Linked DNA regions of Homo sapiens: region 1 is linked to region 2. Evidence: chromatin contacts called from ENCODE Hi-C or POLR2A ChIA-PET data. All regions are on one chromosome and are shown on one strand. The core of a region is the stretch at or near the end of the contact, and the rest is flanking DNA. Distances in the headings are between cores, read along the strand shown.

Evidence for each region. A loop is a pair of places that touch in the nucleus more often than their neighbours do. ChIA-PET counts read pairs that join two places held with the same protein, here RNA polymerase II (POLR2A). Pooled maps may share reads with other maps.
Region 1: a loop to region 2 is called in a pooled map, with 2.2 times the contacts of the local background. The contact joins the promoter of CMTM7 here to the enhancer-like site in region 2. A Hi-C loop is called at or near these places in 2 of 168 maps with a recorded cell type or tissue (CD4-positive, alpha-beta T cell and colonic mucosa) and 3 of 50 pooled maps. POLR2A ChIA-PET finds 5 or more read pairs at or near these places in 10 of 52 experiments (AG04450, B cell, CD4-positive, alpha-beta T cell and 5 more).

What each region holds. Positions count from the first base shown.
Region 1 is chr3:32,389,611-32,393,464 of GRCh38, forward strand. It overlaps CMTM7 (CKLF like MARVEL transmembrane domain containing 7), which reads left to right and starts at 2,243. Exons shown (of 5, transcript NM_138410.4): 1 at 2,243-2,455. The coding sequence starts at 2,297.
Region 2 is chr3:32,312,062-32,316,159 of GRCh38, forward strand. All of the region lies in intron 1 of CMTM8 (CKLF like MARVEL transmembrane domain containing 8), which reads left to right. Among named protein-coding and RNA genes, the nearest start is that of CMTM8, 75 kb to the left of the region's middle. Within about 2 kb of position 1,975, at least 5 of the 41 ENCODE cell types and tissues checked have a DNase peak (open chromatin) inside an H3K27ac peak, as active enhancers do.

The DNA of each region.
Region 1 (3,854 bases), core at 993-3,492, 78 kb after region 2:
ACCAACAAGAATTATTAGGACTTTGCCACATCGAAAACTCTTCTGATGACAAGACAGCACTGGCAGGGAATAAACTCACAAAGATAGTTTTATGTTTCACTTTGCTTTGTTTTGTTCTTGAGGCAGGGTCTTGCTCTGTCACCCAGCCTGGAGTACAGTGTTGTAATCATGACTCACTGCAGCTTCAACCTCCCGGGCTCAAGCAATCCTCCCACCTCAGCCTCCTGAGTAGCTGGGACTACAGGCATGTGCCACCATGCCCAGTTAATTTTTGTATTTTTTTGTAGAGATGGGGTTTCTCCATGTTGCCCTTGCTGGTGTCAAACTTGGGCTTGTGAGCTTGATTTTGGGATTACAGACATGAGCCACCGTGCCCAGCCAGATTTTTTGATGTTATCTCCAAATGAATAAATGTAAGTATGGCCACAGGGACACTGCTCAAAAGGAACATGATAACATACCTCGTTTTGGTAGTCCCGTTTGGGCCTGTCTTCATTTTTATGTTTTTTTCCTTTTCTTTTTCTTTTTCTTTTTTTAAGAGACAGTGTCTCACTCTGTCACCCAGACAAGAGTGCGGTGGCAAGATCATAGCTCACTGCAATCTCGGACTCCTGGCCTCCAGGGATCTTCATGCCTTGACTTCCCAAAGTGCTGGGATTATAGGTGTGAGCCACCACGCCTGGCCTCTTCATTTTTAAAACAACCCAAAAGGGATACAGAATAGAATGTCACTTGGATAGCTGTTTGACAGCTTTTTCTTTTTCTTGTCTTTTTTTTTTTTTTTAATTGAGACAAGGTCTTGCTCTGTGGCCCAGGCTGGAGTGCAATGCCACTGTCATGGCTCACTGCAGCCTCAACCTCCTGGGCTCCAAGGCTCCTCCAGACTCAGCCTCCTGAACAGGCATGTGCCACTGCACCCAGCTAATTTATTTATTTATTTATTTTTATTTTTATTTTTATTTTGAGACAGAGTCTCGCTCTGTCGCCCAGGCTCGAATGCAGTGGCGCAAGCTCTGCTCACTGCAAGCTCCGCCTCCCGGGTTCACGCCATTCTCAGCATCCCGAGTAGCTGTGACTGCAGGCGCCCGCCACCACGCCCAGCTAATTTTTTGTATTTTTAGTAGAGACGGGGTTTCACCGTGTTAGCCAGAATGGTCTCGATCTCCTGACCTCGTGATCCGCCCGCCTCGGCCTCCCAAAGTGCTGGAATTACAGGCGTGAGCCACCGCGCCCGGCCCAGCTAATTTATTTTTATTTTTTGTTTTTTGTAGAAATGAGGTCTGGCCATGTTCCCCAGGCTGACAGCTTCTAACAGAAGCAAACATATGCTCCCCTTGTAACCAGTGCGTTCACTTGCAGATATTTGTCCCAGAGAAATGAGAGTTTGTATCCACCAAAAAAACGTGTACCATAATAGTGACTATAGCCAGAAAAGAGATGAGGGAGGGGGGAAAGGCCGGAAGGAGGGAAGGAGGCAGGCAAGCAGGTAGGAAGGAAGCAAGCTTGGTGTCCATCAACTGGGTAAACGTTTAAAAAATACGGTATCTTTGCACAGTGGAGTACTACTCAGCAATAAAAAGGAAGGAACTGATATGAACTACTTATATTCCCAACAGGATGGATCTTCTAATTTGTTATGTTGAAGGAGAATATTCTGTATTACTTCAAGTTTATGAAGTCCAAGAACAGGCAAAATGAACCTACAGTGACAGAAAGCAGAATACACTGTAGTGGTTGCCTGAGGCTGGATAAGGATGGGGCCAGGGAAGGAAGGTAGGTCAGGAAGGCCCACCACGGAACTTTCTGGGGTGATGGGCACGTTCTATTTGTTGATCTGGGCGACGGTTACACAGGTGTACACATATATAAAAATTAGTGGAGCTGAACACGTAAGGTCTGGGCATCACACTTTATGTAAGTTAAACTTCAGTAAAGTGCTCTCAGCACACATCCGCAGCCGCACCCACACAAAATCCCAGGAGGCTCAGTACCAGCTGTGGTCCGGGCCTTGCCCACCTCGGAGAGGCCACGACCCAAGGCATCCGGTTTCCTCTCGCTCCAGTCTAACTTCCGCGCATCTACGAGGGCCGGGACTGCCGCTACCTTTCTGGAAGGCGCCGGCCGGCCAGTCACCGGAGGGATCCCGCCAGAGGCGGCTCCGCGTCTCCAGCAGCGGGGCAGGGACCCGGGCGCCCCGCCCTCGCCAGCGCCCGCCCCCGCCCGCCCCCGGCCCGCCCTCTGTATCTGGCCCCTGGGCAGCTGCCCGGGGAGGCGGCCAGCGAGCTGGGGCCGCGCAATGTCGCACGGAGCCGGGCTCGTCCGCACCACGTGCAGCAGCGGCAGCGCGCTCGGACCCGGGGCCGGCGCGGCCCAGCCCAGCGCGAGCCCCTTGGAGGGGCTGCTGGACCTCAGCTACCCCCGCACCCACGCGGCCCTGCTGAAAGTGGCGCAAATGGTAAGTGAGCGCGGGGCGCGAGGCCGAGGTTCTACAGGGCGTCCCGGGAAAGCAGGGGTCCGGGAGCGGACGCGCCGGGCGTCTGGACCCGGCCGGAGCCCAGGGAGCATCGCGCAGCGGGCGGGGCACCGCGTCGCTAAAGTTCGCGGCAGGCTTCCTCCGGGAAAGTTGCTGCCGCAGCCCCCGCGCTGGAGCTCAGTCCCCAGAGCCGCCCCGGCCCTTGCTCCCGCGGACCCAGGTCGCCAGGGTCGCAAGTTTCTCCGGCCACCCCCCTGCGAAGCCTGACCCGCCTACTGACTGAAACCACGGGCAAAGTTCCTTTTCGTCTTTCTTCCTCTTCTCTGGGCCGCGCCGCTTCGAACCCGAGCCGGGGGTGGAAGAGTCGCCCAGGCGGCGGCGCTGAGGGAGCGAAACCCGACCTCTTCCCCGTCCACGGCCTCCTCTTTCCTCCGAACCCAGCGCGGCAGGGCTTCCCTGCTCTGTGTGCAGTTTCGCTCGAAGGAGGAGGTCAGAGGGTCTTGTGTTCCATAGTGGGGAAAAAGAACTGGGACCGTTGAGACGGCCGTCCTGGTCCCCTGCGCCCTCAAGTTCCGAGGGAGGGCCCGGGTCTCAGGGGGCTCTGGAGGGCAGGGGGTCAGTTGGGAAAGGCCTGTTGTCAGGGGCTGGTACTCATGTAGGGGAGCCAGACTGTTGAATGGGAGTCACCCGTGGAGCCAGGCAGGATGAGTGTCTGGGCTTGGATTGTGACCAACTCAGCACAAGGGCCTCCTACCAGGGCAGACGTTGCCTGGCCGATTCTCTTGTTCCCCACTCTTTTCTTTTCTCCCCTCCCGTTTTTTTCTTCTTTAAAAGTTTGTAATCTGAAACAACTTTTCCGTTTGTATGATGTGTTTTGAAACTGGGTTGGGCTGTTTGTGAGTCTCCACCATTGTAATGTTTGCACCAAGAACGGTGGGGAGGGGAGCGGTAAGTTTCAAAAAGAGGTGTGGGGAAAGGAGTGTGGGGCTGGACAAGGTCACACACCCAGAAGCTGGGGCCTGCTAAGGTGGCCTGGCCCCAGGGGGTTGGGCACAGGACGTCTGTGCATCTATAGCACTGCCATTCCAGACACTGAGTGTGCATGAGGTGGCCCTCATGTCTTGCTTGGGCCAGACCTAAAGAGAAGGGGCGCTGAGTTCCTGCCTCCCTAAGAACGGTGTCTAGATAGACCAAAAACTAGGAAGAGCCATTTCAGCAACGTACAAAAAAATCTGGTGCTGAGCATTGTTGGGTTTGAGCAGGGCATTTTTTGGCCCAGGCTAAGAGATTTGATCAGCCAAATAGAAGAGACCAGCCCATCTCACCATCCTTAAAAGATGGGCTGGGGTGAGACATATCCTACCTGAGCATTGGAAGGGAT
Region 2 (4,098 bases), core at 725-3,224:
GATTGGCTATACTTTGTTGAACTACAGGGTATGGGTTATGGTATCCAGTGTATGGCATTGTTACGTTAATTTATAGCTATTTGTGGCGTCAGTCTAGAGCCCTCATAGCAAGCAACTCGGAGATGATTACTTAGTTCAAGGGCAGAGGGGTAAGATGTGACCCCTGAAATGAAATGTCTCATTTCAATGCCTCCCTAGGCTTGATAATTTAAAGGGGGCCCGCATCCCTCAGATAAAAAGTTTCTTTTCTTTCTCAGTCCCCAGGTAATCCCACAATTTCTGTCTGACTTAGCTACAAATTGGCAGTTCCTGTGACCCCCACCTCAGGTACAATCACTTGCTAGAACAGCTCACAGAACTCAGGAAACACATTTACTGTAAAGGATATTACAAAGGATACAGATGAACAGCCAGAAGCTGAGGTACCCAGGGCAAGGCATGTGGGCAGGGGTGTGGAGCAGGAGCTGTGTCCCCATGGAGTTGGGGGTCACCACCCTCCTGGCATGTGAACATGTTCTTCCTCACCAACCTTGAAGCTCTGCAAACTCTGTCCTTTGAGGTTCTTATGGAGGCTGCATGACAGAAGCACGCTAGATTAAATCACTGGCCATTGGTGATCAATTCAATCTTCAGTCCCTCTTCCCTACCCAGAGGTTGGGATGTCGGGCTGAAGGTTCTAACCCTCTAATCACATGATTTGTGCCCCCTAGCAACCGCCCCCGATCCTGTGGTGGTTATCTAGTAGCTTTCCAGAAATCACCTTATTAACATAAACTCAGATGTGGTTGAAAGGGGCTTGTTATTAAATAACAAGACTTTTTTTCACCTTTATTGGTCCAGGGCTGTTCCAGGAACCAAGGACAAAAGACCAAATCTTATAATAAAAGATATTCCTATTGCTCTAATCACTTAGGAAATTATAAGGGTTTTAGGAGCTATAAGGCAAGAACTGTGGATGAAGACCAAAATGTATATCTTATTATATCACAGTATCACACCATGTAAGGTAACATATTCATGGGTTCTGAGGATCAGGGCATGAACATCTCTTGGAGGCCATTATTCTGCCTAGCACTGATGGAGACAGGAGGCAGCCAACTCCTGCCCCTGGTGAAACCCCACCTTAAGCCTAAAACAGCCTGAAAACTGAAAAACCAGACTGCTGGTCCCGAATGAAGCCCGCTCTTTCCCGACGGATTCTTTCTGAGTAATGTCCACCTGAGCACTGGGAGAACAGGGTGGGGCCTTGGAAATTTCATGCTATTTGCAGCAGGGGGGAGCCTAGCATTTCGTATTCCTGTGTAGTGAGCTGGGATTCAGTCAGTGAGGTGGAGAGCCTGTTAGCAGGCTCCCACCTCAGCCTCCTGTGTAGCTGGAACTACAGGCTCATGCCACTATGCCCGGCTAATTTTTTGGTATTTTTAATAGAGAAGGGGTTATGCCATGTTGCCCAGGCTGGTCTCAAACTCCTGAGCTCAAGCAAGGTGCCCACCTTGGCCTCCCAAAGTGCTGAGATTACAGGTTTGAGCCACCAGGCCTGGCCCAGCATCCAAATCTCTTGGAGAAATTGTTAAAAATGCAGACATCTGGGACCCATCCCAGAACTACTGGGTCAGAATCTCTGGGGGTTTAGTGCTCTGGAATCCGTGTTTAGCAAGTTACAGGTAACTGATACACTTTGCAAAGCACTGCTTTAAAAGACCAGGTGAAGAGGGAAGAGTGGGAGGAAGAATGACTCATTGTGCTGTTATAGAAAAAAACCATGTTCTTGTCACACGACCAGGAAAGATTAGGCTCGTGGACACATAGAAGGGTGAGGAGTGGAATTTACTGGGTGAAAATTTACTGCTTGAGCCTGGGAGGTTGAGGCTACAGTGAGCCATGATCGTACCACTGCACTCAAGCCTGGGTGACAGAGCGAGACCCTGTCTCAGAAAAAAAGATCTGGATGCCAGTACTCTCTAAGCATCATAAAGGAAGATGACTCAGTCTCAGAGAAGCTGCCGAGGCTAGTTCCTGGAGAGGGTTCTACAGGATCTATTTCTCATTTTGGAGGCTAGTACAGCTGCAGTAGCAGCTACACCCTACAAAAGTAAAGCATCATTACTTTGTTCTCCATCAACCATTGGGCCCTCTGGAGAAAGGGGAGCAGTGTGAGTTAAGAAAAGGGCAACCTTGTTATTCTGTGGTTATTATGACATGAGAGCAATGTTGGGTGTATCAGGGCTGCAGGGGCTGGTTGGGGTACCAGAGGATTTGCTGAGGAGTGCTGGAAGCTCCTGACCAGTGGCTGCTCTGCAGAAATTGAGGGAGGGTTGATGCAAGTTCCTAGTTCAAGAGCAGCCAGCCCTTCAGACACCAGGGGTGTGAAGGCAGGTCCTACTGGGGAGAGGGTGGGTAGGCAGAGTAAGCCAGAAAATTTTTTTTTTTTTTTTAAAGACAGAGTCTCACTCTGTTGCCCAGGCTAAAGTGCAGTGGCACCATCCCAGCTCACTGTGACCTCCACTTCCCGGATTCAATCAATTCTCATGCCTCAGCCTCCCAAGTAGCTAGGATTACAGGCGCATGCCACCACACCCAGCTGATTTTTGTGTTTTTGGTAAGACAGGGTTTTACTGTGTGGGCCAGGCTGGTCTCAAACTCCTGGGCAAGGGATCCACTTGTCTTGGCCTCCCAAAGTGCTTGGACTGCAGGCATGAGCCTCCACGCCAGGGCTAGAAATGTTAATATGCCTTTCTTTCTTTCCATTATTGGTAAGGAAGGAAAATTTTCTAGGGTAGGCTCAGGGTTGGGTGGCGGGGGGGGTCCAACTGAGGCCTTGTTGATGGAGATATTGATAGCCTTGTACACAGATCTTTATTTTTTTTTTGCGTTCTAGTGAACATAGGTGAAAACTTAATAAGTGGCAAAAAAATTCCCATCACAGTTGTCCCTGTTTCCCTGTTCATACTTCCTGACTTTTGAGTGCCCCAGTGAGCCTTTGGTCATTGGTTCAGTGGTGAACTAAGTGCTGTGGGGAAACAAAGGTAACTAAGCCACAGCCTCTGTTTTCTTCTTCTTCTTCTTCTTTTTTTTTTTTTCTTTTTGAGATGGAGTTTCACTCTGTCACTCAGGCTGGAGTGCAGTGGCACGATCTCAGCTCACCGCAACCTCTGCCTCCCAGGTTCAAGTGATTCTCCTGCCTCAGCCTCCCGAGTAGCTGGGATTACAGGCGCATGCCACCACACCCAGCTAATTTTTGTATTTTTATTAGAGGCGAGGTTTTACCATGTTGGCCAGGCTGGTCTCGAACTCCTCACCTCAAGTGATCCACCCACCTCGGCCTCCCAAAGTGCTGGGATTACAGGTGTGAGCTACCACGCCCAGCCCTGTTTTCAAAGACTTTGCAGTTCAAGGAAGAGATGCGGACACTGAACCACAAAACGGGGCAGGATGAACCAGTTGCTAGAATAGAGGCATCACTGGCCAGGTGCTCAGCGAAGGCACCCACAGTGGGATCCCTGGAATGTTAAAGCAAAAGAGATTCCATGGCTGAGCAAGGTTGGAAGGCCAGGTTAATCACAGTTAATGTTGTACTATGTGACTCCATGCTTTAATATGACACATTGCCAAGAGATGGCTTGAGTCCAGCTTTTCCCAGATTTGACCATGAACCTTTGCTTCATAAAATATTTCTGAGAACATGCTTTGAAAAAGGTGACTTATGGAGCAGATGGCATATTTTTTGGTGGCTTATGTAGTATTAAATACTAATTCCTAAACTATCTGGAGTTGACAACCTATATTTTATTTCTTTTAAGAAACCCAGATGCCTCTCATTCCCTCTCTTTTTAATGAATTGGATCCATTTTGAGAAACTCTTAGTACTCCTTGAAATAACTAGACATCCTCTGGAAAGTTATAAAAGAAAATTACCAAGATCTAAAATTTTACTTGATCTTTTCTGTGATTCCACCTTTTTTTTTTTTTTTTTTTTTTTTTTTGAGATGGAGTCTTGCTCTGTCGCCCAGGCTGGAGTACAGTGGCGCGATCTCGGCTCACTGCAAGCTCCGCCTCCCGGGATCACGCCAATTCTCCTGCCTCAGCCTCCCGAGTAGC